Regions from separate parts of the Homo sapiens genome. Here region 2 is linked to region 1. A link is an interaction called in ENCODE POLR2A ChIA-PET data of the cell type or tissue named here. Cell type or tissue: OCI-LY7. All regions are shown on one strand. Links, peaks and the distances in the headings refer to the core of each region. The heading gives the core; the rest is flanking DNA. Region 1 overlaps ARHGAP19 (Rho GTPase activating protein 19). Region 2 holds the start of LOC112268065 (a long non-coding RNA gene).

What was found. ChIA-PET counts read pairs that join two places held together with the same protein. Peaks named below come from ENCODE experiments on the same cell type or tissue, not always from the same donor. Only the 100,000 strongest peaks of a DNase experiment are listed, where the experiment ranks them.
Region 2: POLR2A ChIA-PET joins it to region 1 with 11 read pairs; 5 of 35 experiments call an interaction of 5 or more read pairs at or near these places.

Annotation. Positions count from the first base shown.
Region 1 is chr10:97,266,883-97,283,085 of GRCh38, reverse strand. The region is part of intron 1 of ARHGAP19 (Rho GTPase activating protein 19); the gene reads left to right. The region is part of intron 1 of ARHGAP19-SLIT1 (ARHGAP19-SLIT1 readthrough (NMD candidate)); the gene reads left to right. Among named protein-coding and RNA genes, the nearest start is that of ARHGAP19, 18 kb to the left of the region's middle. RefSeq lists an enhancer at 14,987-15,491. In OCI-LY7, for the core only: CTCF peaks have their summits at 4,226 and 4,427 (motif pointing left); DNase peaks (open chromatin) are centred at 4,385, 5,365 and 8,025; H3K4me3 peaks cover 2,249 bases; H3K27ac peaks cover 3,184 bases.
Region 2 is chr10:97,193,711-97,209,913 of GRCh38, reverse strand. The region is part of intron 11 of ARHGAP19-SLIT1 (ARHGAP19-SLIT1 readthrough (NMD candidate)); the gene reads left to right. It overlaps LOC112268065 (a long non-coding RNA gene), which reads right to left and starts at 14,014. Exons shown (of 3, transcript XR_002957098.2): 1 at 13,831-14,014; 2 at 10,469-10,654; 3 at 6,193-6,629. RefSeq lists enhancers at 6,168-6,767, 13,162-13,401 and silencers at 7,444-7,503, 13,532-13,581. In OCI-LY7, for the core only: no CTCF peak of the experiment used is centred there; DNase peaks (open chromatin) are centred at 8,153, 9,123 and 10,533; H3K4me3 peaks cover 1,712 bases; H3K27ac peaks cover 3,239 bases.

The sequences.
Region 1 (16,203 bases), core at 3,430-11,429:
GGATTGCCTGAGGTCAGGAGTTCAAGACCAGCCTGGCCAATATGGTGAAACCCCGTCTCTACTAAAAATACAAAAATTAGCCAGGCGTGGTGGCAGACGCCTGTAATCCCAGCTACTTGGGAGGCTGGGGCAGGAGAATCGCTTGAACCTGGGAGGTGGAGGTTGCAGTAAGCCGAGATCGCACCACTGCACTCCAGCCTGGGCGACCAGAGTGAGACTCTGTCTCAAAAAAAAAAAAAAAAAAAAGAAAAAAGAAACTACATAGTACTTTAAACAGAGAACATTTAATAGGTTATAAACTATAACTGGGGATTCGAGTAACAAGGAATTGGCTAGTAAGAAGTAAAGAGATCTCTAAGAAATATAGAAATAGATACAGGAATCAGCTGAGTTAGAATGTACAAGGAAGAGGGTCCCTAGGGCAGAGTTCCAGACCTTGCTGGAGATGGCATGGCCATGGCTGACTGATTGGCAGCCATTGCTCTGAAGGGGAAGATACAGAAGGGAGGGCTCAGATTCATACTGGGACAAACAGACTTACACATTCATATTTGTTAGGATTCTTCAGTTATATGTGATAGAAACTAAAACTAGCTTAAGCAAAAAGAGACTCTATTAATTGGCTCAAGAAACTGAAAAGTCCAGGGGATAAATCAAGTATGGTTTAATCTGTATGGAAAATCTCAAATCTCAGTGTTGTTAGATATCTACCTCTTTACTGTCTTAGATCTGGTTTCCTCTGTATTTGCTTCCTAAGAAGGCAGATTCTGTATAAAAAGTGGCAGTAATAGGCCACCAACGGTGTCAGTCTTACATCCCACCAGCTTAGCAATTTTAGGATTCACAAGAGTCTTGGAGTTGAGACTTTTTGTCCTGGTTTGACTTGTGGGCCTTTGCTTGGATTCATGAAGGGAATAGAATGTTTCAGTTGGTTAAGCTTGGATGACATGCTCACAGGCAGTGCCCACCAGGTCACATAGATTCGAAAGATGGGGAGAGGTTTATTGCTTAAAGGAAAATGGGGGTGCTGTTACCAGAGGAAGGGGAAAATACGTATTGGGAATTCAAAAGCAGCAGATGTCCACTGTGCTATCTCTGTAACTCCCCTGTGTACCTCTCTTTAAATTTATGTTTTGAAAAGGGCTGGCCACTAATGTGTGGCGAAAACATTTTATGTTTCTTAAAAAAACCCTGAGAAACCAAAAAGCACCTTAAGTATTAGCTCTTTTTTTCTCCCACTGTCTAACTCCTACACGTCTTTAAGATCTAGCTCAAATCTCTTGTATATGGGTAAAAGATTCTCTCCTGAATTCTTAGAGCCTTTATTGTCTGTATCATGCATTTGGCTATTAATGATCTTGTATCATCTTTTGCGTTGTGGTCTTTAGCTACTATTTGAAATCGCGTAGCACTTAGTGAATTTTCAGTTCCTGGAGGCCAGAGACTTACCTTAGTTTTTGTCCCCTATACCTTACAATACCGTAAAGTTACAAAGCAATTAGTAGATCATGATTGGATTGATTTTAAATGACACACAAGTGATCGATTTCTTGTTTGGGTACCATATGTCTCAGAAAAGCAATTCACCTTCTTATGTTGGTTGATGAAAAGATTTATAGTTAAATTTGTGAAATATTGAATATTTCTGGCTGACTACAAGTATAGAAACTCTTTTCTTTTTTGAAACAGGGTCTCACTCTGTTATGACTCAGGCTGGCGTGCAGGGGCAAGAACACACCTCACTGCAGCCTTGACCTCCTGGGCTTAGGTGATCCTCCTACCTCAGCCTCCTGAGTAGTTGGGACCGTAGACTCAAGCAACCATGCCTGGCTAATTTAAAAACAATTTTTTTTTTTTTTTTTTTTTGTAGTGACAGAGTCTTGTCAGGTTGCTTATACTGGTCTTGAACTCCTAGGCTCAAGTGATCCTGCCACCTTGTCCTCACAAGGTGTTGGAATTATAGACATGAGCCGCTGTGCCTGGCCAGAAACTCTTAAGAATTTTCAATTTGTGAACTTGTGTAGATATGAACAAGTCATGTGCCAGAACAAAAACCATTAGCTGTCTCTTGGATAGTATGTGTCACTCTGAACTTTGGAACAAATGAATATAGAAGTAGTCTTTTAGGACCTAATCAGATCATACGTAGAAGTACTTCTAGTTTTAATTGCCTGAGACTCATGGCACTTAAAAGTCTGTAGGAGGCTGGGTGCAGTGGCTCATGCCTAATGCCAGCACTTGGGGAGGCTGAGCTGGGAGGATCGCTTGAGGCCAGGAGTTTGAGACTAGTGTGGTCAACATAGTGAGACCCTGGGCTGTATTAAAAAATTAGCCAGGTGTGGTGGCACACACCTTTAGTCTTAGCACTTTGGGAGGTTGATGTGGGAGTATGGGAGGATCCCTTGAGCCCAGGTGTTGAAGGCTGAAGTGAACTATGATTGCACACTGCATTACAGCCTGGTCAACAGAGTGAGACCCTGTCTTAGGGGAAAAAAAAAAAATAGGAAAAGAGAGACTCATGAAGCATTGACTCTGATTTTTTGAGGAGCAAATATTTTTTAGATAAATGGTAAGAAAGAGACTGTATTATCAGTGAAGCATCCTATAGAACTTTTTCCAAGTTAATAGGGAATTTTGATGTTACCTTTTTTTTCTTTTAATTATTATTATTATTTTTGAGATGGAGTCTTGGTCTGTCACCTTGGCTGGAGTGCAGTGGTGTGATCTCGGCTCACTGCAACCTCTGCCTCCCGGGTTCAAGTGATTCTCCTTCCTCAGCCTCCCTTGTAGCTGGGATTACAGGTGTGCACCACCACACCCAGCTAATTCTTTTGTATTTTTAGTAGAGATGGGGTTTCACTATGTTGGCTAGGGTGGTCTTGAACTCCTGACCTCAAATGATCTGTCCACCTCGGCCTCCTAAAGTGCTGGGATTACAGATGTGAACCACTGCACCCAGCCTGATGTTACTTTCTTAATACAAATAACTTTCTTCCCATTGTACACTAGCATGAGGGAGAAAAATTAAGGAAGGTGTCAGCAGCATAATTAATGCTTATTCATATGACACCCAGAAAGATAAAAATTACCAAGCAAATAAATGAGTGAGTAAATTGGCATTATTTATACTCATCATTCTTGACTGAGAATATTACATTGTCATTCCATAGGGCAGAATCTTAGATTAGGATTCCAAAAATGTTTAGGTTAAGAAGGTAGGCAATCAAGAGTTTTTTCATCTCAGAATAGTTTGCCAGTTTAATTTTGGTTAAGTTGTATTATTAGTTTGAAATTTGGGCTGGGCGTGGTGGCTTATGCCTGTGATCCCAGCACTTTGGGAGGCCGAGGTGCGAGGATCACTTGGGCCCAGGAATTTGAGACCTGGGCAACGTAGAAAGACTTGTGTCTACAAATAATAAAAAAAAATTAGCCAGGTGTGGCTGTGCATGTCTATGGTCCCAGCTACTTGGGAGGACGAGGTGGGGGAATTGTTTGAGCTCAGGCAGTTGAGGCTACAGTGAGTCATGATTGCGCCATTGCACTCTAGCCTGGGCAACAAGGGAAGACCCAGCCTCAAACAAACAAACAAAACGCACACACACACACACAAAAGCAAGCAAGAAAGAAATTTGTTCAGGTTGAGATCAAATATAGGGGCTAAATATATTTGCAGACTTTTGGAGTCTAACTTAGAGATAATTTTGTAGTCCATACTATAAAACATTGCACAGCTACTCCTAAGGGCAGACCTTAGGGTATAAATATTTCAAAAATTTTATCTAAGAAATTGGATATCGTTCCCTGAATTGTGGTACGACTTATTAATGTTGAACTGTCTCTGGTATTAAAAAGCACCACCAGCTTGGACATGTAGGGCCTGTTTAGTTTTCTCTTCTCTTTTTATGTACAGCTTTCATGATACTGGCTTAAATTTGATACATAGAAAGAGGGAAGAATACAGTCTTTTCTTTGATAGTTGTATTTCTTATCTAACAGCTTTCCAACAAAGTGACACATTTAAAGCTGTGTTTCAGAGCCTTTTAGAGTTGAAAAAGCAGTAAGAGAGAGGGCATTCTTCTCTCAGGGTGGTAAATCAGATTTAGACAACTTTAAATATAGCTCATATTTTGATAAATCTTGCCAAGGTTGTGGTTCTTGGAAAACAAATCAAGTTAGGCAATTCACCAGGGAGGAAACATTTAGTTTTGTGGGTATGCAGTTTTGGTATAGTCAGCCAAAAGATACATCTGCAGGATGCAGTTTTTTTTTTTTTTAACTGCCTTGAATTTTGCAGATTCATGGCTTCAACATGCCTCAGAAGCACTTGCATTTCATTTTTCTGTAATTGATTTTTCAGCTGTGGATTGTTTCCAGTCCTTTCACTGAGCATATCACCTTACATGTAGGGTTCCATCTAGTGGTAAAAGTGGTAATTGTATACTGTGAGTAGGTTATACAAATTATTATTTTTTTAGTATTACTAGATTGATAAATTTATGCCACTTTGACATGATAGGCCACAATCCACCTGATTGATACTCATTTGGCACACTCTTCTCAATTCTGTTCACTGAGTTATATCTTGAGTTAGGATGAAAATAATGCAGCTTTCAGGCTTTAAAGTGACTAAATTTAAACTGCTAAGAGTCCTGACATTGTCTGCACAAGACAGCATTTTCTGTCACTTACAGAAAGTTACGTTTGGCATGTCAAGAAAAAAAGAAACATAATCCCAAAGCAGCAACCATTTAAAATAAGACTGCCACAAGGATTCGTGCAGAATATTTAAAATTTTCCTGTTGAACAAAATGATTTAACTGATTTTTCCTTCAGGGATGATGCTCTCAAATAGCTTATATGCATCTTTTGGAAATCGAAAGATCCTGGAATAGCGTCTTCCATGTGGGACATCTTGAAAGATAGTATTTTGGTTTCAGTGAGTTAGGTGAATGAATCTCCAGTCCTTATCAGTGTAATGGGTCTGCTTACAGAGTATAAGTTTGTTTCTTAGATGTGTAGAATTTATAAAGAAAGAAAATTATAGCCTGTACACCAAAGACAAGGACAGTGGTATTTATTGTACCTGATGTAGTAACTGTGGTGGAAGTTGTAGAAGAGAAAGGCAGACTTGTGGTTTTAACTCTGGAAAATGGGAATTATAATTTCCTTTAGGCTTCTCTGTTTCCCAAGATTTCCACAAAATCCATAAAAAGTCATTGTGAACTCAACATACAAAGCCTCAGCAAATCTGCTCAGATTCACTGAGTGTGAAACACTGGATCTATGTGTCACTGTGGAATTGATTGGCAACAGAGTGGCAGTTGGCACAGAACAGAAGTCTGTCCTGTTCACCACACGACAGTCTATAACTGTTGAATTATGTGAACAGTAGCTCTCATCTTCTTTACATTCTATGCAAAAGCAGCTATTATTAACAGTGCTTTATTTTATTTTTTTTATTTATTTATTTATTTTTTTTAATTTATTTTTTTATTGATAATTCTTGGGTGTTTCTCACAGAGGGGGATTTGGCAGGGTCATGGGACAATAGTGGAGGGAAGGTCAGCAGATAAACAAGTGAACAAAGGTCTCTGGTTTTCCTAGGCAGAGGACCCTGCGGCCTTCCGCAGTGTTTGTGTCCCTGATTACTTGAGATTAGGGATTGGTGATGACTCTTAACGAGCATGCTGCCTTCAAGCATCTGTTTAACAAAGCACATCTTGCACCGCCCTTAATCCATTTAACCCTGAGTGGACACAGCACATGTTTCAGAGAGCACAGGGTTGGGGGTAAGGTCACAGATCAACAGGATCCCAAGACAGAGGAATTTTTCTTAGTGCAGAACAAAATGAAAAGTCTCCCATGTCTACTTCTTTCTACACAGACACGGCAACCATCCGATTTCTCAATCTTTTCCCCGCCTTTCCCGCCTTTCTATTCCACAAGGCCGCCATTGTCATCCTGGCCCGTTCTCAATGAGCTGTTGGGCACACCTCCCAGACGGGGTGGTGGCTGGGCAGAGGCGCCCCTCACCTCCCGGACGGGGCGGCTGGCCGGGCGGGGGGGGCTGACCCCCCCCACCTCCCTCCTGGACGGGGCGGCTGGCCGGGCGGGGGGCTGACACCCCCACCTCCCTCCCGGACGGGGCGGCTGGCCGGGCAGAGGGGCTCCTCACTTCCCAGTAGGGGCGGCCGGGCAGAGGCGCCCCTCACCTCCCGGACGGGGCGGCTGGCCGGGCAGGGGGGCTGACCCCCCCCCACCTCCCTCCCGGACGGGGCGGCTGGCCGGGCAGAGGGGCTCCTCTCTTCCCAGTAGGGGCGGCCGGGCAGAGGCGCCCCTCACCTCCCGGACGGGGCCACTGGCCGGGCAGGGGGGCTGACCCCCCCCACCTCCCTCCCGGACGGGGTGGCTGGCCGGGCGGGGGGCTGACGCCCCCACCTCCCTCCCGGACGAGGCGGCTGGCCGGTCGTGGGGCTGACACCCCCACCTCCCTCCCGGACAGGGCGGCTGGCCGGGCGGGGGGCTGACCCCCCCACCTCCCTCCCGGATGGGGCGGCTGGTCGGGCGGGGGGCCGACCCCCCCACCTCCCTCCCGGACGGGGCGGCTGGCCGGGCAGAGGGGCTCCTCACTTCCCAGTAGGGGCGGCCGGGCAGAGGCGCCCCTCACCTCCCAGACGGGGCGGCTGGCCGGGCGGAGGGCTGACCCCCCCACCTCCCGGACAGGGCGGCTGGCCGGGCGGGGGGCTGACCCCCCCACCTCCCTCCCGGACGGGGCGGCTGGCCGGGCAGAGGGGCTCCTCACTTCCCAGTAGGGGCGGCCGGGCAGAGGCGCCCCTCACCTCCCGGACGGGGCGGCTGGCCGGGCGGGGGGCTGACCCCCCCACCTCCCTCCCGGACGGGGCGGCTGGCCAGGCGGGGGGCTGACCCCCCCACCTCCCTCCCGGACGGGGCGGCTGGCCGGGTGGGGGGGCTGACCCCCCCATCTCCCTCCCGGACGGGGTGGCTGGCCGGGCTGAGGGGCTCCTCACTTCCCAGTAGGGGCGGCCGGGCAGAGGCGCCCCTCACCTCCCGGACGGGGCGGCTGGCCGGGCGGGGGGCTGACCCCCCCACCTCCCTCCCGGACGGGGCGGCTGGCCAGGCGGGGGGCTGACCCCCCCACCTCCCTCCCGGACGGGGCGGCTGGCCGGGTGGGGGGGCTGACCCCCCCATCTCCCTCCCGGACGGGGTGGCTGGCCGGGCTGAGGGGCTCCTCACTTCCCAGTAGGGGCGGCCGGGCAGAGGCGCCCCTCACCTCCCGGACGGGGCGGCTGGCCGGGCGGGGGGCTGACCCCCCCACCTCCCTCCCGGATGGCACAGCTGGCCGGGCGGGGGGGCTGACCCCCCACCTCCCTCCCGGATGGGGCGGCTGGCCGGGTGGGGGGCTGACCCCCCCCCACCTCCCTCCCGGACGGGGTGGCTGCTGGGCGGAGATGCTCCTCACTTCCCAGATGGGGTGGCTGCCGGGCGGAGAGGCTCCTCACTTCTCAGACGGGGCAGCTGCCGGGCGGAGGGGCTCCTCACTTCTCAGACGGGGTGGTTGCCAGGCAGAGGGTCTCCTCACTTCTCAGACGGGGCGGCCGGGCAGAGACGCTCCTCACCTCCCAGACGGGGTCTCGGCCGGGCAGAGGCGCTCCTCACATCCCAGATGGGGCGGCGGGGCAGAGGCGCTCCCCACATCTCAGACGATGGGCGGCCGGGCAGAGACGCTCCTCACTTCCTAGATGTGATGGCGGCTGGGAAGAGGTGCTCCTCACTTCCTAGATGGGATGGCGGCCGGGCGGAGACGCTCCTCACTTTCCAGACTGGGCAGCCAGGCAGAGGGGCTCCTCACATCCCAGACGATGGGCGGCCAGGCAGAGACACTCCTCACTTCCCAGACGGGGTGGCGGCCGGGCAGAGGCTGCAATCTCGGCACTTTGGGAGGCCAAGGCAGTGCTTTAAAACAGGAAACACAGCTGTTGCAGCCTTCATAGGTTTCTGGTGCTGGAGTGGTGACTGATGGGAAGGATGTCACTGGCATTGGGGTTATCTTGGAGGTGGCGACCCACAGCAGTGGGCAGGAGAGCCCCGATGTGGTGTCCTCAGCATTGGTATCCAGAGGAAAGCTGCTACACACAACATCCTGTCAATCCCTCTGTCTCCTGCAGGCCACCTCCCCGAAATTGTTCTTTTTTGAGGGGTCTTGCCTCTATCATTCTTTGGGATAGTTGCCCAGAGCCCTTGTTATTTCTGTATGCCTACATATCTAGCTACTAATTTTCCTGGTTCTGGCCATCTATGTAAAAACTTTTATGATGAGGAAATTAGTCTTTAGTATATACTTTGATTTTCTATAATATTTATATCAAATTGAAGTGAGATTTAAGCCAAAACTACTTGGTTTCTTTAAAAAAAATTTGTCATGAAACGTCAATTATACATACAAGTTTATAAAATAATATAATCAGTATTCTTCCCATTACCCAGCTTTAGCAAATCTTAACATTTTGCCATATTTGCTTCAAATGCTCCCCTTTTCGCATAGCTCAGTGATTTATCCACAAGAACAGTATTAGCACTTCAGGAACTCTTTTTTTTTTTTTAAGATGGAGTCTTGCTCTGTTGCCCAGGCTAGAGTACAGTGGCGCAATCTCAGCTCACTGCAACCTTCACCTCCCGGGTTCAAGCAGTTCTTCTGCCTCAGCCTCCCACGTAGCTGGGATTACAGGTGCCCGCCACCATGCCCTGCTAATTTTTGTATTTTTTAGTAGAGACGGGGTTTCACCATGTTGGCCATGCTGGTCTCGAACTCCTGACCTTGTGATCCACCCACTTTGGCCTCCCAAAGTGCTGGGATTATAGGCATGAGCCACCGCGCCCGGCCTCAGGAACTCTTTCATACCTTCATGCCTCTTAATCACTGTCCACAAAAGGTAACCATTATCCTGAATATTATGGTAAATACATTTCTGCTTCTCTTTACAGTTTACCATTTAAGCAAGTATCTCTAAATACTAGTTTCGTTTATTTTTAAAATTTGATATAAATGTCATCATATAGTATGTAGTTGTCTGTGTGTGTGTGTGTTTGTGTGTGTGTGTGTGTATGTGTGGCTTCTTTTGCTTTTCATTTGTGAGATTTAGCTGTGATTGTACATATAGCTAGAGTCTGTCCATTTTCATTACTGTGTAATATTCCATTACAAATAAAGCCATTAAATTAAAATTCTGCTGGACATTTTGCTTTTTCAGTTTTGGCTGTTTAGAAAATAATGTTGTGGGTCGGGTGTGGTGGCTCATGCCTGTAATCCCAGCACTTTGAGAGGCCAAGGTGGGTGGATTGCTTGAGCCCAGGAGTTCGAGACCAACCTGCTCAACATGGTGAAACCCTGTCTCTACTAAAAATACAAAAATTAGCTGGGCACAATGGCACTCACCTGTAATCCCAACTACTCAGGAGTCTGAGGCATGAGAATCGCTTGAACCAAGGAGGCAGAAGTTACAGTGAGCCAGGATAGTGCCACTGTACTCCAGCCTGGGCGACAGAGAGAGTCTCTGTCTCAAAAAAAAAAAAAAAAAAAAAAGAGAGCAGAAATTAATGAAATAGGCTGGGCGTGGTGGCTCATGCCTATAATTCCAGCATTTTGGGAGGCTGAGGTGGGTGGATCACCTGAGGTCAGGAGTTCGAGACCAGCCTGGCTAACATGATGAAACCCTGCCTTTACTAAAAATACAAAAATTAGCTGGGTGTGGTGGTGTGTGCCTGTAATTCCAGCTACTGGGGAGGCTGAGGCACGAGAATTGCTTGAATCTGGGAGGTGGAGGTTGCAGTGAGCCAAGACTGTGCCATTGCACTCCGGCCTGGAAAACAGAGCAAGACTTCATCTCAAAGAGAAAAAAAAAGAAACTAATGAAATAAACAACAAACAGGCTGGGCGCTGTGGCTCACGCCTGTAATCCCAGCACTTTGGGAGGCCGAGGCGGGCGGATCACAAGGTCAGGAGATCGAGACCATCCTGGCTAACACGGTGAAACCCCGTCTCCACTAAAAATACAAAAAATTAGCCAGGCGTGGTGGCGGGCACCTGTAGTCCCAGCTACTCGGGAGGCTGAGGCAGGAGAATGGCGTGAACCCAGGAGGCAGAGCTTGCAGTCAGCCGAGATCGTCCCACTGCACTCCAGCCTGGGCGACAGAGCGAGACTCCATCTCAAAAAAAAAAAAAAAACAACAAACATAATCAATAGAGAGGTTCAACAAAGCTAGAAGTTGGAACCTTGACAAAGCTAATTACATTGAAAAAAAATTACCAATATCAGGAACAAAGAGGAGGACATTACTATGGAACGTAGAGACATTAAAAAAGATAAGAGGATATTATATACAAATTTATACCAATAAAGTTTGAAGGTTTATGTGAAATAGACAAATTCCTTGAAATCTACAACTTAACAAAATTAACACAAGAAGTAAAGGAAAATGTGAGTAGTCCCATAACACAAAATAAGTGGAATGTGTAATGAAAAACTTTTTCACAAAGAAAATTCTAGGTTCAGATGGCTTCATCTGCCAATTCTGTCACATATTTACAGAAGAAATAACACTAATCTCACATAAATTTTTTCAGAAAATAGAAAAATAAGACATATTGGCCACGCGTGGTGGCTCATGCTTGTGGGATACCAAGGCGGGCAGATTGCCTGAGCTCAGGAGTTCGAGACCAGCCTGGGCAACACGATGAAATCCCATCTCTACTAAAATACAAAAAAATTAGATGGGTGGGGTGGCGTGTGCCTAGTCCCAGCTACTCAGGAGGCTGAGGCAGGAGAATTGCTTGAACCTGGGAGGTGGAAGTTGCAGTTAGCTGAGATCGTGCCACTGCACTCCAGTTCGGGTGACAGAGTGAGACTCTGTCTGAAAAAAAAAAAAAAAAAAAAAAGACATATTTCCCACCTAAGTGTATAAGGCTAGAACAACCTTGATATAAAACCTAATGAAGACATTACAAGGAAAATTTAAGACCAATCTCACTTATGAATGAATGGGAAATCTAGACTATTAGCAAACCAAATTCAGCAACATGTAAAAATGATAATACATCATAACAAAGTTGAGTTATTTGAGAAATGCAAGGTTGGTTTAACAATAGAAAATCTGTATTATTTACCATAAAGGAGAAAAATTATATGATCATCAATAGAGGCACAAAAAATTTTTGATAAGTATTTGATAAAATTAAACACCAATACACAATTTTAAATAAGTAAATATATAAATAAATATATATATCTCCTCTGGAAGGCAGAGGCTGCAGTGAGCCAAGATTGTGCCACTACACTGCAGCCTGGGTGACAAGAGTGAGACTCTGTCTAAAATAAATAAATAAATAACATAGCAAACTGAGAATAAAAATATACCACCTGAATTTGATTTTGCTAAGTGATGAGTAGGGAAAGATACTATTTTTAAATTTGCTTTATTCTGATAACTTGTAAAGTTGAGATTCTTTTTATGTTTATTAGTCATTAGGTCCCCTCCTCTGCGTTACTGATCATGTCATTTGACTAATTTTCTATTGAGTCAAGTGTCTTTTCCTTATTAATTTTTTGGCTTACTGGTAAATTCTGAATACTGATCCTTGGTTATATGCATAGCAAACATGTTTTTTTCAGTCTGTGGCTTGTCTTGTATTTTATTATTACTTTTAAAGTTTTAGATTTATTTATCTATTTATTTATTTATTTATTATGAATGGATAGTACGTTCAAATGAATATAAAATCCAGAAAATACAAAAGAGCATACAGTGAAAACTTTCTCTCCCACTCTTCTTCCCCTTTTATCCATTTCTCTTTAGAGGCATTGTGACTTCATTTTTAAGACATTTAGTATGTAATGTCATTTGTTATACAGAAAAATTTAATGTAGTTAAATTTATGATTCTTTGGAGATTGTGCTTTTTATGTCTTGTTTAAGAAACTCTTTCTCTGTTGCATTAATTTATTCTATATTGTTTTTTAATGTTTTTAAATTTGGCTTTTCATATTTAGATCTTTACTTTGTTTGGAATTTATTTTTTGTCTGTGATGTGAGGTAGGGATCACCCCTCCCCCATATTGTAAAACTACCTGTTATATGCTTTTACATTTGTAACTGTTTCATCTAGCATAGCTTAAGTGGTGATGGGAGTCTGCTTTTGAGCTTCATCTATGCATTGGCAAATACAGTTAATTAACTGGTCTAGTTTTTTATCTCTATTTTCCTTCTTGCAGATGAGTGCTCAGAGTCCTAAGTACTGCCTTTCAGGCCCCATAATGTGCCCTTGTATCCTCTAACATGTCTGGAATTTGCGTAGGCTGTGCTGGGGCAGGGAAAGGAGAGTTTCTTTGTCACAACAAACAAGGGGAAAGCTTTCTTCCTGTCTCTTCGATTTACCAATGCCTCATCAGAAACTTTCAGCACTTATGTAAGAAATGTATTTATTTTCTTGAACTTTAGTATATTTCGTTTGTTTTACAATATTGTAGAGTAGAAAGTTGTTTTTGCTTAAATATAGTAGTTTTTTCTTTAGTCCTATACATTTCTTAAGTTCTTAAATATGTTTCTTGATATTTTTAGCTTTATATTGTGGTGTTGTGTATTCTTTGGAAAGGGATTAGTGGGCTTTGTGATATGGGAATAACTTTAAGAAAAATAACCCGCTGTAACTCTTTTCCATCTTTCATCTTCCATTTGATTTCTCTTTTAACTATTTCCATCTCTTAGATATTGTTTTACCAGGTGGTCCACACAGAAAAAGTGAGAAAAGAAAAGTAGGGGAAAAGAAAAGAACTAGCTTAAGGAAATTAAAGTGTGACATAACAAGAAAGAATGAACATGGGAAGAAAGGGGAGAAAAAACAGAGGGGAAAAGAAACTGAGATTGTTTACATGTTACTTATGTGTTAGGAGATCCAAGGTATCTTTTTTTTTCTTGTATTCCTTATAAGTAGTAGGAGCAGTCTTGAACCTGTTTATTCTTCTACCTGTTTGTGCTGTTTAGGAGGGAGTAGTTTTGGGGATGATGTCCAAGTAGGAAGGATTCTATTGAAAAACGATACATGTTGCTTCTAGTTTCTTTCTCACTTATGTACAGTATTTGATCCAGTTTAGTGCTGGAAGGGTCAACTGTGTTGAAAGTGTTAGAATCCTGAGTTTTGCTCTGGATATTAATAAAAGTGTAAGTTTTAGGTATGTATGTGTTTCTGTTTCAGGAATATAATGGTTCCTATTAATACACATTTTTATGTTAATGCTAATTTGATCTGAATCAGTTATTGAGAATTAAAAGGGATGTGAATTCCAGAAAATGATTAGTTTAGACTCAATAAATTATAAGACTCTTTTTGGTGCTACGCATTTTATGATTTTTCTGGCCCTCCTGATAGGGTAGTAATTTCTCATTGGCAGTGATTATAAACAATAGTCTTATATTGACCCGTGCTTCTTGACTGAAATAAGCTGATGTTAAAAAAAGAGGCTCTTGTCAATGATTTAAGATGAAGTTGCTTCTAATTCTAATTGGCTTTTATTTATCATCATTGGCATTTGAACAGGAAAAATAACCTAGCGTGTAAAAAGGTTGAAGAGAGAAGCATTTTAAATTCTAGTTTTTTTAGTTACTTTTTGGCTTGAGGACATACATTCCTAGTTTTTAATTTTTATGGTATTTCTGATAATACATTGTCATTTCAGAGAAAAGAAGGAATCTCCTAGCCACCAGCTGAAGATGTGGGCTATTGATTAAATCATGTAATAAGTTTTCAAGGAAATAGAGACGAATTTTGAAGTTTACCCATGCCTTGTTTTCACTATACTGTTATTAACAATTATCCATGTAGTATTGACAATGTCCTTTGTAGATTAGTTATATTTAATATTTAGAAGTGCCATCATTTTTCCTGGAACAGGGCTTTGGTACCTAGGGTATAATGGACCACTTTTAAGTTGTGATTGCTTTTACTGTGGGTATGTTTGTATGAGTCAGGTGAATTTCAATTCTGCCCGACTGAGATATGATAACTTGTCCTTTCTAGCTTATGTGTTATGACCATTTGTTGGTTATATAATAGATGACTGCTTATGTAATAAAGATTAGAACAAGCCATTAGAATTTATTGTTAATGGATACAAACTATGTGTCTGCTCTAAGAGTTTCAATTATACAGTTCTTAAATATAACAACATATTAGAAGTAAAAAGGGGTTGATATGGTTTGGCTATGTCCCCACACAAATCTCGTCTTGAATTCTAGCTCCCATAATCCCCACGGTTGTGGGAGGAGCCCAGTGGGAGGTAATTGAATCATGGGGGCAGGTTTTTCCTGTGCTGTTCTCTTGACAGTGAATAAGTCTCACAAGAGCTGATGTTTTTATAAAGGGCAGTTCCCCTACACACGCTCTCTTGCCTGCTGCCACGTAAGACATACCTTTGTTCCCCCTTCGCCTTCCAGCATGATTGTGAGGCCTCCCTAGCCATGTGGAACTGTGAGTCCATTAAACCTCTCTTTCCTTTGTAAATTACCGAGTCTCTGGTATGTCTTTATTAACAGCGTGAGAACAGACTAATACAGTAAATTGGTACCAGTAGAGTTGGGTACTACTGTAAGGATACCTGAAAATGTGGAAGCGACTTTTGAACTGAGTAACAGGCAGAGGTTGGAACAGTTTAGAGGACTCAGAAGACAGGGAAACGTGGGAAAGTTTGGAACTTCCTAGAGACTTGTTGAATAGCTTTGACCAAAATGCTGATAGTGATATGGACAGTGAAGTCCAGACTGAGGTGGTCTCAGATGGAGATGAGGAACTTGTTGGGAACTTATATAAAGGTCACCCTTGCTATGCAAAGAGACTGGTGGCATTTTGCCCCTGCCCTAGAGATCTGTGGAACTTTGAACTTGAGAGAGATGATTTAGGTGGAAGAAATTTCTAAGTGGCAAAGTGTTCAAGAGGAAGCAGAGCATAAAAGTTTGAAAAATTTGCAGCCTGACAATGCAGTAGAAAAGAAAGACTCATTTTCTGCAGAGAAATTCAAGCTGACAGCAGAAATTTGCGTAGATAAGGAGGAGCCAAATGCTAATTTCCAAGACAATGGGGAAAATGTCTCCAGGACATGCCAGAGACCTTTGTAGCAGCACCTCCCATCACAGGCCTGGAGGCGTACAAGGAAAAATGATGTTGTGGGCTGGGCCCAGGGCCTTGCTGCTTTGCACAGTCCCTTGCTGCTTTGCGCAGTCCCTGGACTTGGTGCCCTGGGTCCCAGCTATGGCTAAAAGGGGACAGTGTATAGCTCAGGCCATTGCTTCACAGGGTGCAAGCCCCATGCCTTGGCAGCTTACATGTGGTTTTGGGCCTGCGGGTGCACAGAAGTCAAGAATTGAGGTTTGGGAACCTCAGCCTAGATTTCAGAGGATGTATGGAAATGCCTCAAGGCAGAGGTGTGCTGCAGGGTTGGAGCTCTCATGGAGAACCTCTGCTAGGGCAGTTCAGAAGAAGGGAAATGTGGGATGGGAGCCCCCATACAGAGTCCCCATTGGGGCACTGCCTAGTGGAATTGTGAGAAGAGGGCCACCATCTTCCAGATCCCAGAACTGTAGATCCACTGACAGCTTGCACTGCAGTGGAAAAGCTGCAAACACTCAATGCCAGCCTGTGAAAGCAACCAGGAATGGGGATGTACCCAGCAAAGCCACAGGGACAGAGCTGCCCAAGACCATGAGAACCCACCTCTTGCATCATCGTGACCTGGATGTGAGACGTGGAGTCAAAGGAGATTATTTCAGAGCTGTAAGATTTAATTACTGCCTTGTTGGATTTCAGACTTGCATGGGGTCTGTAGCCCTTTGTTTTGGCCAATTTCTCCCATTTGGAATGGGTGTATTTACCCAATGCCTGTACCCACATTGTACCTAGGAAGTAACTAACTTGCTTTTGATTTTGCAGGCTTATAGGCAGAAGGGACTTGCCTTGTCCCTGATGAGACTTTGGACTGTGGACTTTTGAGTTAATGCTGAAATAAGTTAAGACTTTGGGGGACTGTTGGGGAGGCATAATTGGTTTTGAAATGTGAGGACATGAGATTTGGGAGGGGCCGGGGCAGAATGATATGGTTTGGCTGTGTCCCCACCCAAATCTCATTTTGAATTGTAGCTC
Region 2 (16,203 bases), core at 4,690-12,689, 74 kb after region 1:
CCACTGCACCCGGCTGACAAATGACTTGTGTTCTGCACCCAAGGGGAACTGATTCCACAACGTACCCCCTCATCACCCCCTAGCCTTGGTCCACCATTGGTCCTCGCCATCCTGGAGCTTCCATTCTGTTTCAAGGATGAGGAATCTGAGCCTAGAGAAGCACAGTGTCCCCACTTCTGTCACATGGGTGCTAGCGGCAAACCTGGACTAGAAGTCAGGTACCCCAGACTCCCTGCCCAGTGCTCTTTTCACTGGGTCATTCTGTTTTAGCAGTGGTGGCCATGGCAGCCATTTCTGTTTCTCATGTCTCTAAACCCTAAGCCTGAGACAGTGACCAAGGGCCCAACCCCTGCTATGTCATTTATAGTCTGAGCATAGGGCTGGGACCAGAGGAGGCCCCCAGCAAATTGTTGAGTGAATGTTGAAAGGAAGGAAAGAAAATGCCCTCCAGACATTTCAGAAGCTCATCATTCCTGGAGGTGGGGGGACCTCAGCCAGCCATCTGGTGGCAGACTAACTACATTGGACCCCTTCCACCATAGAGGGGACATCAATTTTGTCCTCACTGGAACAGACTCTTATTCTAGATATGGATTTGCCATCTCTTCCCAAAATACTTCTGCCAGTGCAACCATCTGTGTCCATGGAATACCTCATTCACTGTCATGGAATTCTACATAATATAGCTTCTGTCTTGCTCTGTCGCCCAGGCCGGAGTGCAGTGGCACGATCTTGGCTCACTGCAACAACCTCCACCTCCCGGGTTCAAGAGATTCTCCTGCCTCAGCCTCCTGAGTGACTGGGATTACAGGCACCCGCCACCACACCAGGCTGATTTTGTATTTTTAGTAGAGATGGGGATTCACCATGTTGGCCAGGCTGGTCTCAAACTTTTGACCTCAAGCAATCCACCCGCCTTGGCCTCCCAAAGTGCTGGGATTACAGGCATGAGCCACCGCGCCCAGCTGTCTTTTTACTTTCTTATTGTGGCTCCAGAAAATGTTGAATTACCTATGATATCTGAATAGCTAGTATATGTATATGGCACCAGATTCAAAAGGTATGAAAGGATATTGAGACTCACAAAATGGAAGAAAATATTTGCAACTTATATATCTGACAAGGGAGTAGTGTCTAGGATATATAAAGAATTTTTTTTTTTTTGAGACAGGGTCTTGCTCTGTTTCCCAGGCTGTTGTGCAGTGATGTGATCACAGCTCACTGCAGCCTCAACCTCCTGGGCTCAAGCAATCCTCCCACCTCAGCCTCCCCATTAGCTGGCACTACAGATGTGTACCACCATACCTAGCTAATTTTTTGTAGAGATGGGATCTCGCTGTCTTATCCAGGCTGGTCTCACGTTCCTGGGCTCATGGGCTCAAGCCATCCTCCTGACTTAGCCTCCCAAAGTGTTGGGATTACAGGCATGAGCCACTGAGCTTGGCCAAGAATTCTTACAACTCAACAATAAAAAAAAACAAATAACCCAATTTAAAAATGGGCAAGGATATGAATAGACATTACTTCAAATAAGACGTACAAATGTCCAGTAAGTGTATGAAAAGATGTTCTGCTGCTTGAATCCAAAGAGTGTTAGTTCATGTCCTGTCCAGGAGATGATTTCCCCCACCTTGACTTTCCCCAGTGTCATTCAAGCCCCAGCTTTTAAGATCCCGCCCCCTAGAAGCCTTCTCTCTCCAGGCAGAGCTCTTGGCTCCACTAGCTGAATTCCCACAGCAGCATGAACGCATCTCTTCTGGAGCCCTGGTCACGTTGCACAGTGTTTATGTGACTGCTTTTCTTAGAGATGGTGAGCTCCTGCAGGGAAGGGATCAGTTCCTATTCACCCTTGCATCTCCCTGGCTTAGCAGGGTGCCTGGAACACAGCAAAGACTCAGTGTCTGGCTGGCTGGCTTGCAGGAAGGACAGCTGTCTCTATTTTTAATTTTTTTAGAGATAGGTTCTCACCTGGGCTGGAGTGCAGTGGTGCGATGACAGCTCACTACAACCTTGAACTCCCAGGGCTCAGGCGATCCTCCCACCTCAGCCTTCTGAGTAGCTGGGACCACAGGCACGTACCACCATGCCTGGTTGCCGCCTCTATTCTGGACTGAGAGTAGGAGACTGTAGCAGGAAGTCAAACCTGATTAGGTAAAGACCACGGCTCAGAAAGGTTAGGGAACTGCGCAGAGAGTTCTGGAACTGTGGCTGCCTCCATCTTACTAGAAAGATGAAACTGCTTTCTGAACCTGAAAACTCACCTATCTGGCTTGTAGATCTTTTAATATTCTAGGTTCCTGACTGAATGGGACGCCCATGAGTCACTGTAGGGGGGGCACAGGTCTGAGGAGAGGCAAGGCAGTGAGTCCCTAGGTTTCAGCTCAAACAGAAACCCTTTGAGCTCTGAAGGGGCATGTGCTTGCCATAGGAGGGAGCACCTGCTGGTCCTTCCCTCTCTGGCTCTGGTGGGTTGTTTCTGGAAACCCTTGGGTCCTAAGGAAACCCTTTCTCAGTCTGCCCCATTGGCTGAGGGCAGATGTGGGAGATGAAGGATGGGCAGGGGCCCTGCTCCATGAACCCGCACTTGGCCCGCCCTGGGGAGCCAGCAGGGTGCTCTGTGAACCCACACTTGGCCCACCCTGGGGAGCCGGCAGGGTACTCCATGAACCGGTACTGGGCCCACCCTGGGGAGCTGGCAGGGGTTGCTGGGCTCACCACCTCCTGTCTCTACAACCCCCAATCGCTGGCCGCTCACAAGTGGCCATTGGATGTGTGAGAGAGATTTCCACAGAAAGTGTTTCTGTGGCTGCCTCATTTTAATTAAGTGAACCTGGAATTTAAGGGTTAGCTCCTCGGTTTTGGGGTGAGCCTCTTGTAGAAATCCATCTCTTGTAACTCCCAGTGTTGGCAAGTGTGTAGTGAGATGGGGACCCTCACACCTGCTTGGGGTCGGCGGGGGGCTTTTCTGGGTAGTTTGGCAATAAATATCAAGCCTCAGACATTTCCCCTTGTGTTATCATTTATTTTTTAGGTGTGATAATGCGGTTATGTTAAAAACAGTCCTTTTGTTGTAGAGATACATACTGAAATATCCATGGGTGAACTACACAGCAAACAAATCTGGGATTTGTTTCGGCATCATACATTTGGGGTAAGGAGCGTGGGTGGGGTATAGCTGAGAAAAGCTTGGCTGTGGGTCAGCTGTTGTGGATGCTGCTGGATGAGGGGTTCAGGAGTTCATGGTACTGTTCTGTCTACATTTATTTATTTTTTAAAATTCCATAATAAAAAAGTTCAATTAAAAAGTCCCCTTTGACTTGGCATTTCTACTGTGATGACATCAGTCCAAACCCCCAGCATCACTCACCAGGCTTCCCTGTTTTCATTCCCATCCCTCCTCGGTTCAGGGGGATCATGCCCCATCTGCATCTCCACTCACAGCCCTGGGATCCCTAGGGCCCACCTGCCCCCAGGCTTCCAGATCCCAGAGCCTGTGGGTGCTCTCTGGCCTCAGCATCAGGGACACTCTCCCTCCACCCCCAAACCCCTCACCTGGATGGTGACTACTCATTCATCTGATGTCAGGTTGGTGTCATCTCAGGGGAGCTGCTGACTCCCAGGCAAAGTCACACTTCTCTAATACTCTCCATCCTTCATGGATGGGTCCTTCATAGCTCTCACTATAATTTGTAACTATAAACTCTTTTTTTAATTAATTATTTTTTTGAGACAGGGTCTCACTCTGTTGAGGCTGGAGTGCAGTGGCATGAACACAGCTTACTGCAGCTTGGCCTCCCAGGCTCAAGTGATCCTCCCACCTCATCCTCCCAAGTAGCTGGGACTACAGGCACATGACACCACGCCCGGCTAATTTTTGTATTTTTAGTAGAGAGGGTGTTTCATTATGTTTCCCAGGCTGGTCTTGAATTCTGGGCTCAAGCGATCCGATTGCCTCAGCATCCCAAAGTGCTGGGATTATAGGAATGAGCCACCACACCCTGCCCTGATAAGCTCTTGTGATTGCTTTTGTTTCATTGCAGTCTGCCTCCTGTACTAGACTGTGAACTCTCTGAGGGCAGAGACTATGTCCGTGTGGCTTACCACTGCATCCCAGAGCCACACACAGAGCCTGGCACATAGTAAATTAATGCAGAAGGGGACACGTGTTTGACAAACATGTATCATGTTCCAGGCAAACTCTGTGCATATAGTTGGCTGGCTGAGAACATACAGTTGGAAATGTTAGGCAAGGGCCACATCACAAGGGCCTTGTGGCAACATTAGGGGACTGGCCGGATGGTGCAGATCCAGGGAGCCATTGAAGGTGCTCAAATGGAGGAGTGGCATGTGCTCCAGGCAGCCCCTCTGGCTGTCTCATGTTGGAAGGGAGACCCTGGAGGCCGGGTAGCCAGATGGGCTGGCACTGGGGTCCCATGGGGGCTTGAGCTCAGGCCAGGGCAGTGGTGATGGGGGCGGGAACGGAGCCAGTGTTTGTGGCAGTGATCCGATGTGGCAGCTTCTTGGCCCTTCTTCCCTGAAGAAACAGTGCCTCTGCACAAGAGAGGTGGGTAGGAGCTGTATAGGGCCCTGCTGGGGACAGAGTATGTTCCACAGACACATCCCTGGATCACAAAGAGGTTTGCAAACGGTCACTAGGAAGTGATTATACAGCACGGTGCCTTGGGGCAGGGGTAGGGGCAGGACCCTTGTCCCTGAGGCTAGGGAGTTGAGGCTCATGATGGCAGAGCCTGGCAATGGTGAAAGGCAAGTCACTTGTTCGGCAGTGCATTTTAGGGTTCCATGCAGAGCCAGCCGAAGGAGCTTGGGAGACCCTGGAACCTGAGAAGCCACTGGGGCCTCTGCAGGCCTCCTGGTTGGGTCTTCAGCTGGAGCCCAGGAAAGGCTGCTCCCAATAAGTGGCGATGTCATCAGCTGGGTGTGTGCCGCCCACCAGCATTGCGCTTCCCTGGGACCTGCTGTACCGCTGCTGTCCCAACGCATGTGCCACACTTGCTGTCTGTCCCCTAGGAAGCTTGTAATTGGCTGCAGGGCAGCCAAGTCACTCAGCTCCTCTCCCTGTGGGAAGTGGCTGTGGGGAGGCCAGAGGGTTGGGAGGATGCCGAGTAAAAACTATATGATAGCTACATAGACTGAAAGCTAAGTCGTGCCAAGCCCAGTGTTGGGCTCTTTAAATGTTACTCATTTGACCTGAGCTAGGTCTCCTTTCCCTCTCTCCAGTGGAACTCTGTACTTTTAAAACACTTCTCACAGTTGTAATAGAGAGAATCGTTCATGTGTTTATTTATGTAACATCTGTCTTTCTCGCTAGACTATTAACTCCACGAGGGCAGCGATTGGGTCTCTGTCCTCTACTGTAGCTTCAACACCTAACACACTGCCTGGCACAGAATTGGCTGCAATAAGTATTCATTAAATCAATGAATGATCCCCCCAAAAACCCAATGAAGTAGGTACGATTATTATTATCCTTGTTTAAGGATGGGCAAACTGAGTCTTAGAGAGCTTGAATAGTCCAAGCCACAGACCAGGAAGTAGCACCCAGAATTCAGACTCACATGATTAGCCCAAGGCAGGGGTATGTGGCCCAAGGTTGGCCAATAAAACTCGAGCTGGGGAAAGTGAGACTGCTGTCCTTTTTGTCCCTTGGCTATTGGGATGTGAGACTAGGGTTGCTGGTGGCCATACTTCTAGCCTAGTGGGGCAGCTGGCCTGAGAGTATGGAGCATGCAATGATGGGAGAGAGACAGAGAGCTGGCGGGAGAGAGAGAGAGAGAGAGAGAGACTGATTCTGAGTTCCTGGATACCCTGTGGCTTGGGCTGGCCTAGTTCCCCTTCCTTGCACTTGTAGCGGAGAGTTCCAATGGGCATAGTGATGAAATCTATCACCACCATTGGTGTAGTGGAAAGAGAATGTCCTGGGCTTCAGTTCCAGCTCCACTGGGCACTCAGTGTGTGACACAGCGAGTCCCTGTTGATCTCTGGGTCTCAGCTTCCTCAGCTATAAAATGGGGTCATGACTTCCAGCTCCTAAGCGGTGAGTGGGAATAATGAGAGAGTACTAAGGTCTGTGACTCGGTGCCTGCTAGCCAGCAGTTGCTCAGGAAGCGTGAGCTGTCCCTTGTAGGTGGCTTTTGGTTGCAAGTAATAGAAAACTCATCCAGGACCAGTGTAAACAATGAGGGCTTTCATCTTTATAGGCCACAAAAATATCAGGGGAAGGGCATGTCCAGGGTGGTGAATCCAGAAGCTCAGCATTGTCACCAATAACCTGGGTTCTTTCTTTCAGCCTTGCCATTCTCACCGTGGCAGTCATTTCCCTCGAGGTTGCAAAATTGCTGCCCCAGCTCCAGGCATCACACAATGTTGGCCTGAGGAGGAGGTGTTTCTTCTTCATGTCCCTTTGTAAGGGTGAGGAAAACCTTCCCAGCAGCTCCCAGCAGACGCCTCGTCAAGTTTTATTGGCTGGGATTGTCATTCGTCTAAGCCAGTCATGGTGCTCTATTCCCTTGTGAATGCTAGCATCGGTGTAGTGGAAACAGGATGGCCTGGGGTTCAGCTCCAGCTTCACTGGGCACTCAGGGTGTGACAGCATGAGTCCTCTTGTCTGACTGGACAGACAATGGTGGTACTTAGAGCGAAATACTCAAAGAGAAACTCAGCTACTTTTATAGCAAAACTTCCTTGCATTTCTTTATAATTTCACCCAAGAGTGCCTTCTTAAACTCTACAATTTAGTCTTACCCATGTGCAAACTTTTAAAATAAATTGTAATTGTAGTAAGAAACACAATATAAAATTTACCATCTTAACCATTTAAAATGTATAGTGTAGTAGTGCCAAGTACTTTTTCATCTTGCTGCCTGGGCAACATGGCGAAACCCCATCTCTACAAAAAAATGCCAGCATTTATAAGGGAATATAACACCATGATTGGCTTAAACAACAAAGACCCCAAGGGGCCAGGGTGAGAGATGGAATGAAATTTGTTTGGTGAGCAAGGAGCAAGGGGAGCGTGACTGTGTCTGCCGTGTTTGTTCACTGACATTCCCCAACCATCTCACACAGAGCCTGGCCATGGCAGGCGCTCAGCAAGTCCTCACTGGATAATCGAATACGTGCCCAGGCCTTCTTTCCATCCAGCAGGGTAGAGTCGGGGGAGCAGGTTCTTAGGTGGAGGGAATTCTTCAGATGACTGTGGTGATGCGTCTTTAAGAATCTTCTAGGCCAGGCTGGGCATGACGGCTCATGCCTGTAAATCCCAGCACTTTGGGAGGGCAAGGCGGGCAGATTGCTTGAACCTAGGAGTTTGAGACCAGCCTGGGCAACATGGCGAAACCTCATCTCTACAAAAAATTAGCTGGGCCTGGTGGCGGGTACCTGTAGTTCAACCACTAGGCTGAGGTGGGAGGATCACTTGTGCCCAGGAGGTCGAGGCTGCAGTGAGCCATGATCTTGCCACTGTACTCCAGCCTGGACAAGAGTGAGACTCTGTCTCAAAAAAAGGAAGTTCCAGGCCTTAGGGGAAGTACCCAGGACCTAGGACCCAGACTCACTGGCTTGTTAGGGACCTGCGGAGGAGGTTTTGGCTCTCAGTGGGGCCAGAGGGGCCAGGTTTGCATGGCTGCCTCAGTTCTTCTAGGTCTATTCTAGTTGCTTGGAGCATTTTTTTTTTTTTTTTTTTTTGAGACGGAGTCTCACTCTGTCACCCAGGCTGGAGTGCAGTGGCGCTATCTCAGCTTACCGCAACCTCCGCCACCCAGGTTCAAGCAAGTCTCGTGCCTCAGCCTCTCAAGTAGCTGGGATTATAGGCACCACCATGCCCAGCTAATTTTTGCATTTTTAGTAGAGGCGGAGTTTCACCATGTTGACCAGGCTGGTCTTGAACTCCTGACCTTAGGTGATCTGCCTGCCTCAGCCTCCCAAAGTGCTGGGATTACAGGTGTGAGCCACTGTACCCAGCCAGTTGCCTAGAGCTTCTGAGCAGCAGGCAAGGAGGGTGAAGAGGAGGGAGCAGGTGGAGGGAGGTGAGGTGGCTCCTCTAGGAGGGGTCTAACGGCTGCAGAAGGTGGCAGGTTTCCTTGGGCAACAGCATGCAAACGGTGGCAGCTGGGATGGGAGGACCAAACTCTCTTGTCAATCTAATATTTAGTTCATTCAGTTTCTCTTCACTGAGCACCTGCAATGCGCCAGGCATGTGCTAAACCAGGAGATAAAATGACGAGCTAATACAGGCATGACTCCTGCCTTCTTGGAGCTTAAAGCCTAGCGAGTGAGGCAGATATGAATCAAATAATTCTAAAAGTAAATTTAAATTGTGACTACGGTAATCCACTTTTGGCCTCCCAAAATGCTGGGATTACAGGCGTGAGCCACTGTGCCCGGCCAAGTATTTTTAAAGTATATACATTGCCTTTTAAAACACAATAGTAATTGCATGCTTAAGAGACTACAGTGTAGGGTAAACATAACTTTTATATGCACTGAGAAACCAACAAATTCATGTGACTCGCTTCATTGCAATATTCTCTTTATTGTGGTTGTCTGGAACTGAACCTACAATATCTCTGGAATATGTCTGTATTTCCAGTAAATTGGTAAATCTAGAGGCTTGATCAAATTCAGGTTTTGATTTTTTGACAACTATAGGTGATGGTGTGTTCCTTCCTCAAGAGGAGCACATAATGTATTATTTGTGTGTGTGTGTATGTGTAAAGGGAGTGACGTTCACAGCTGCTGATACACAATGCCTAGATTCATTCATTAATTGGTGGGTACAAAATGGTATCACTCTAATTTGATCATTCCTTTTTCATTAATTAGCTGCAACATCTTTCTTAGCAGTCAGCCAGTAGAGAGAAGCTAAACTATAACCAGTGCAATACCGCTTTTTTGTATCTTATTGTATTTATTTTTTGAGACAAGGGCTTCCTCTGTTGCCCAGGCTGGCATGCAGTGGCATGATCATAGCTCACTGCAGCCTCGAAGCAGGCAGATCACTTGAGCCTAGGAGTTTGAGACGAGCCTGGGCAACATGGCAAAACCCCAAATCTCCCTCAACATACAAAAATTAGCCAGGCGTGGTGACATGCACCGGTAGTCACAGCTACTCAGGAAGCTGAGGTGAGAGGATCACTTGTGCCCAGGAAGTCAAGGCTACAGTGAGCTGTGCTTGTGCCACTGCACTCCAGCCTGGGTGACACAGCAAGACCCCGTCTCAAAAAAAGTAAAATAAATAATAAAAAATAAAGTGGTGAAAGTTGTTACTTTCAGGAGAGGGAAATGGGGACGAGGAACTGCCATTTTCATAAAAAATCTTGCAGAACAAGTTGTCCATTTATGTCCATGGATAACTTTGATGAAAAATAAAAACTAAAATGAAAGGATAAGGCACAGAAGGAGCACGGGCTTTGTATGACACAGACCTGCGTTTGAGTCTGGAATCCCTTACTTCGTTAGCAGGGTGTTTATGAGTCACACGACCTCTTTGAACCTTGGTTTTCTTACTTTATTTTACTTTTTTTTGAGACAGAGTTTTGCTCTTGTCGCCCAGGCTGGAGTGCAATGGCATGATCTCGGCTCACTGCAACCTCCATCTCCCGGGTTCAAGCGAGTCTCCTGCCTCAGCCTCCCGAGTAGCTGGGGATTACTGGCACGCACCACTATGGCTGGCTAATTTTTGTATTTTTAGTAGAGATGGAGCTTCGCCACGTTGCCCAGGCTGGTCTCGAACTTCTGACCTCAAATGATTTGCCTGCCTCAGCCTCCCAAGTTGCTGGGATTACAGGCGTGAGCCACCTCGCCCAGCATATTTTATTTTTTTGAAACAGAGTCTGGCTCTGTTGCCCAGGCTGGAGTGCAGTGGCGCGATCCTGGCTCACTGCAACCTCCGCCTCCCAGGTTCAAATGATTCTCATGTCTCAGCCTCCTGAGTAGCTGGGATTACAGATGTGCCAACATGCCCAGCTAATTTTTGTATTTTTAGTAGAGGTGGGTTTCACCATGTTGGCTAGGCTAGTCTCGAACTCCTGACCTCAAGTGAACAACCCGCCTCGGCCTCCCAAAGTGCTGGGATTACAGGTGTGAGCCACTGCGCTCGGCCAGTTTTCTTATTTTAAAATGAGGCAGGGGTTTGGGGTGGAGAGGCTAATTCCCACCCTATCCAGATCTCATGATGGCGTGATAGTGAAGCGGAAGATTTTGTACGCTGTGCAGGATGAACCCCACAGGAAGCGTTATCCTCCCCGATAAGACACAGTGCCTTGGTGACTGTTGAGGGGCAGGCTGTGCTTCAGGTGCCAGAGAACCTCGGGCAAATCAAGAGGTGCCAGTCCCTGCAGTCCAGCCTCAACTTCTCTCCTCTTCCCTCTCCTCAGTCAAGAAAAACCAGTTAGTTCCACTTGGTAGAAAATGTGCCCAAACTTGAGCCTTTCCTGGGTCCCATGCTTACCTGTGTGCTGCGTTAATCTGCCAGCCCTCTGTCAAGGGGCTTCCTTCCTGTGGGGTGCCCCTCCCGCTGTCACTCTCCCGCATCCAAATGTGCTCTTCAGAAGCCACTTCCTCCTGGGAACTGAACCCAGACTTTGGGGAAGCTGCCACCAGTCCATAGTGAGAGTCAGGCTTCCTCAGAGTGTGGCTTAACAAATTGAAGATGATAATTAATAATTAAGATGGTAAGATGATTAATTAATTATCTTAATCAACATACTTGTGTATACATGAGGGAAAGCTGAGAGTTTTGCCTCAAAGCACAGCTGGCTGGAGCACTGGATTGAGATGGTTCTGAAGCCGAGCTCAAAGGAAAGGAGTGTGGTGATTAATTAGCGACATCTGCCGCGGGCCGGGGAGGGGAGAATGGTAGCTTGCCCACTATGCACTTGTCATCCTGGCCGAAACGATTTCTTCCTGTTTTCTATTGAGGCATAACCTTCATAAAGTGCACTGATTTTAAGTGTATAACTTGATGTATGTTTACATACTTATGCTTAAACGTGTATATATGTGTATAAATATTTATACACACACGCACACATTACCACCACCTAGATCAAAATACCATTTCCAGAGGCCCAAAATGTCCCCTTGTGCCGGCTTTCAGTTACTGCTGTCTCAAAGGCAACCATTATTTTGACTTCTGTCACTATAAATTAGATTTGCTTGTGTTCTATTTCATATACATTGGATTAAACAATATATATTCTTGTGTCTGGCTTCTTTCACTCAGCATAATGCCTGTGTAATTCATTAATGTTGTTGAGTGGCTTGTTCTTGCTCATTATTCCATTGTATAGCTACGCCACAATTTGTTTATCCATTCCCCTGTTGATGAACATTTGAGCTGCTTCCAGTCTGAGCTATTCTGAATGAGGCTGTCATAAATATTCTTCTACATGTCTTTTGGTGGACCTAACCGCTCATTTCTGTTGTGTGTGTATATATATCTATATCTATACATCTATGTTTATATACACATGTACAAATATATATACGTACAAATATATATGTGTGTGTATACATATATTCAGGAGAAAAAGTGCAGAGTCACAGGGTAGGTAAACGTTTAGCTCGTGAAGTAACTGAGTTTGACTCACCAAGCCTTGAATTGCATCAAACGTGAACGGCTTCCATTGCATGTAAAACAGCGTGCTGGGCTCCAGGTACACACATATCTGTTAAACTGAGACTCTGACTCTGAGATATGATATCAACTTAGAGCAAGTCTTAAAGAAAAGCAAACACCTAATACAACCAGGCAGCTCATTCTCTAACCTTTCCCTATTTTCATATTTTATAGTACTTCATATTTTTTTTTCTTCTTTTTTTAATCCAGGGTCTTTGTTACCCAGGCTGGAGTGCAGTGGCGAGATCTCAGCCCACTGCAGCCTTGACCTCCTGGGCTCAGGTAATTCTCCCACCTCAGCTTCCCGAGTAGCTGGGACCACAGTTGTGTGCCACTATACCCAGCTAATGTTTGCATTTTTTGTAGAGATGGGGTTTCACCATGTTGCCCAGGCTGGTCTAGAACTCCTGGACTCAAGTGATCCACCTGTCTCAGCCTTCCAAGGTGCTGGGATTACTCACATGAGCCACCATGCCCGGCCTCTATATTTTCAATTACTTAATTGAACTTTGGTTTCCTGCAGGCTCTAATAAATCTTGCATTCCCCCCAATTCTTTCTTGACTTTCCAGAGGTTTGTTTAGGCTTGTTTTGCCAGATATCATGTCTTCTTTAGCTTTCTTTGGTTGTCCCAGAGCAGATCTTATCTGTATTGGCTAGGAAAAGAGTTGGGGACACATCCCCAGTCCAGTGATCAGTTCCCTATGCCTGGAAATTTTTTTTCCAATCAAGAAGAAAAAAACTTCTCCAAGAATGACCTCTTTTAACCTCTTTTAAAATGGGCTTTTGCTTTTTGAAATAACAGCTGCAGTATTTATAGTCTGTATTGAATACTTATGTTTGGCCACTAAATACTTCTGGCTGTAGAAGACTCCTGACTTGTAAATTTGCTTTTGATTTTAACAAGGATCACATGTCTTGTTTGAGCAATATAGGGCCTTGTTCATGGTGGATGCACAATAAATATTGAATGAACTTAATGAAAATCATTTAAGAAAACATTACATAGACTGTAACTAGAGGCGATGGAAATTTCCTTCCAGCTCTAAGGTTTTAAGGCGAAGCCCTCAGAGGATATCTTCATCCTCAGCCTTGGGAAGGAGTGGGGAGATGACGAAGGGAGGGAGGGAGTGGCTCTTTTTTTCACTGTAGACAGGAGTGGAGCTGCGTGGGCAGCGGTCGGGCGTCCCTGGGTTGGGTGTATTCATCCAGCCTCCAGCTACTCTGACTCTAAACAATGGTCAGTACTCTTGGATTTCTAAATTCTGTCTGGTCTTAATCTAAACCCAGATTAAGGACCTGGGTTTTCTAGTCCCATTTCCGTTCGTTTGCGTTTCACAAGCATTTATTGAGCACCTACTAGGTTCCAGGGACTGCGCTGGGGACTAGACTGCACACATGAGTTGCACAGAAGCTGACAGATACGTGGGCAGGTAGAACCACAAAGGCTTCATCTCAATATGTAAGCGGGGTGATGGAGGGAAGGCATTCGGCTCTGCCCCCAGCAGTTCTGTGACCTTGGGGCAGCTGCTTCTCCTCTAGGGGCGCTATTTCCTTATCTGTAAGATAGGGGGATTGCAAGGTTTTCTTTCCGAAGTCGCTTCCAGCTGTACTGGGCCGGGGGGCTATGCATCTGTCCCCGCCAAACGACGCTGAGGACAGGGTGGTTGGACAACTGGACAGGCCTCAGAGTGGACAAACCCAGAGCTTCCCTGGGTGCGCCCCTCACAGATGGTGCCTGAAACCTCCCGAAGGGCCTCTGCGCCGCCCCCATTCCCGTTTGTCCGGAGGCGCTGTTTTGATTGATCCAGTAGAGGTGCGCGGTTTCCGTTTGCTTGGCGCCCTTCTTAGCAAACGCACCCACCCCCAAGCGGCGGTACAGATGGCCCCGCCCCGCCCTCGCGCGTCCTCGCGGCCCCCTTGCGCTCCCTCCCCCGGGAGTCCCGTCGTGCAGAGCCGCGCCTCCGCGCCGGGGAGCCAGTGTCCGCGAACCCAGCCGGCACTCCGGGTTCCGCGCCGCTGCCCCGACGCCGCGGGCCGGGGCTGGTGAATGTTTATGGAGGAGGATGAGAGATCCTCCAAGGACCCAAACTGGCTTGGCAGCGGAAGCCCAAAGCAGCCACCAAACGGTCGATTTAAAAAACTCATCCTGCCCTCCCTGGAAACCTCTCCAAGCCTTTCCAGCCTGGCCTACCTCAGCTCCCTGACCCAGCTTCAGTATTGCGACGGTGATTTTAAATCTGCCAGCAGTGTTGACACCGCTGTCTGGCCTTTGCAGGTGCCAGGCCTGGGCGTGAACAGGGGGCTTTGCCACCCACTGGCTGCATAACCGAGCAGCAGTCGACAACTCCTCCAAGGCTCCGGTTTCTCCTCTAAACAGTTAACAGCAACTCCCTTACAGCGTTACCTGCAGATCATTCCTGTGTGACATCATTCCAGATGTGACATCAACAGCAGGCAGTTTTGTCATTGTGCAGTAAAAAGGTTCAGGGTGTGACATCTGGCTTCAGACTGCCTGGGGTAAGATCCCCTGTCCCTGTCAGTGGGGCATGATGAACAAGTTTCTTAACTCCCTGGGCAGCAGTTGCTTAATGCTAGGGATCACTGGCAGCAGGAGACAAAGACCAGTGGAGGACCCGCGTTCTGGACCACATTTTCTCCCTTAGCTGAGCCATCACTTATTATTTTTTATTGTGCTAATTATATACATATGACAAAATTTACCATTTAGCCATTCTAAATGTACAATTAGTGGCATTAATTGCATTCATAGTGTTGTGCGATCATCACCATTTATTTCCAAAATTTTTTCCTCACACCTAACAGAAACTTTGTACGCATTAAACAATAACTTTCCATTCCCATCCCCCTCCAGCCCCTAGCAACCTCTAATCTACTCCTTGTCTACATAAATTTGTCTGTTCTAGATATTTTCATACAAACTGTCGCTTATTTTTTATTTTATTTTTCTGAGACAGAGTCTCTCTCTGTTGCTCAGGCTGGAGTGCAGTGGTACAATCTTGGGTCACTGCCACCTCTGCCCCCCTGGGTTCAAGCAATTCTCTTGCCTCAACCTCCTGAGTAGCTGGGATTACAGGTGCCTGCCACCACACCCTGCTAATTTTTGTATTTTTAGTAGAGATGGGGTTTTGCCATCTTGGCCAGGCTGGTCTTGAACTCCTGACCTCAGGTGATCCGCCTGCCTTGGCCTCCCAAAGTGCTAGGATTACAGGCGTGAGCCACCGCGCCCAGCTCGTCGCTTATTTTTTAAGCACCCTTTGCAGATTAGAGCAGCTCCCTCAGTGCAGGAATATAAAATGTGTTATTTAGTATTTAGTGTGTTCACATAAAATCATTAAATTTCGTATACGAAATTTAGTGGTAATTTTATTCAAACTATAATGGTAATTACATTTTTATTTCTAAAAATTTTTTGTAGCTTATTGTAGAAAATATGGAAAATATAGAAGGGTATAAAATAAGAGACTAAAAATCACTGATAATTCCAATGATTTAACATTTGGATGTATTCTCTTTTAATTAGATTAGATTTACTTTTAAGTTCATTGAATGTTTTTAGGCTAGGAGCTGCTGAATCTAGGTTTTTGCCATTTTGAGAAGGACAACTACATTTGCGATGAGAAGACCACCCACAGTCTGTGAGGGAAAGGAAAGGTCTAAGAATATCTGGGTTTCGTGTCAGTTACACAAGCAGACCCAGAACACACACATTTGCAGAAGGAGCTAAGGAAAAAGAAGAAGAAGGAATCCTCTAAAATTACTTGTACATAATGTTTGTCAAACGGAACTTTCTCTAGACAGACCTGTTGCCTAAGTTATCCCTATAACCAATTTTGGCTTTTTAAAAAAATGAACACACTAACCACATGCCTGTACATGCAGCATAAGGCACTTTCTTTTTTCAGTTTTTAAATTTATTATTATTATTATTATTATTTTTGAGATGGAGTTTCTCTCTTGTTGCCCAGGCTGGAGTGCAATGGTGTGATCTCAGCTCACTGCAACCTCTGCCTCCTCCCAGGTTCAAGTGATTCTTCTGCCTCAGCCTCCCAAGTAGCTGGGATTACAAGCATGCACCACCACGCCAGGCTAATTTTGTATTTTTAGTAGAGACGAGGTTTTACCACGTTGACCAGGCTGGTCTTGAACTCCTGACCTCAGGTGATCCACCTGCCTCGGCCTCCCAAAGTGTTGGGATTACAGGCATGAGCCACTGCACCTGACCAAATTTATTATTATTTATATATTTACTTTTTTGAGACAAGGTCTTGCTCTGTTGCCCAGGCTGGAATGCAGTGGTGCGATCACGGCTCACTGCAGCTTTGACTTCATGGGTTCAAGCCATTCTCCCACCTCAGCTTCCTGAGTAGCTGGGACTACAGGCGCAAGCCACTGTGCCCGGCTAATTTTTGTATTTTTTGTAGAGACAGTGTTTCGCCATGTTGCCCAGGCTGGTCTTGAACTCCTGAGCTCAAGTGATCTGCCTGCCTTTGCCTCCCAAAGTGCTGGGATTACAGGCGTGAGCCACTGCGCTTAGCCCATAAGG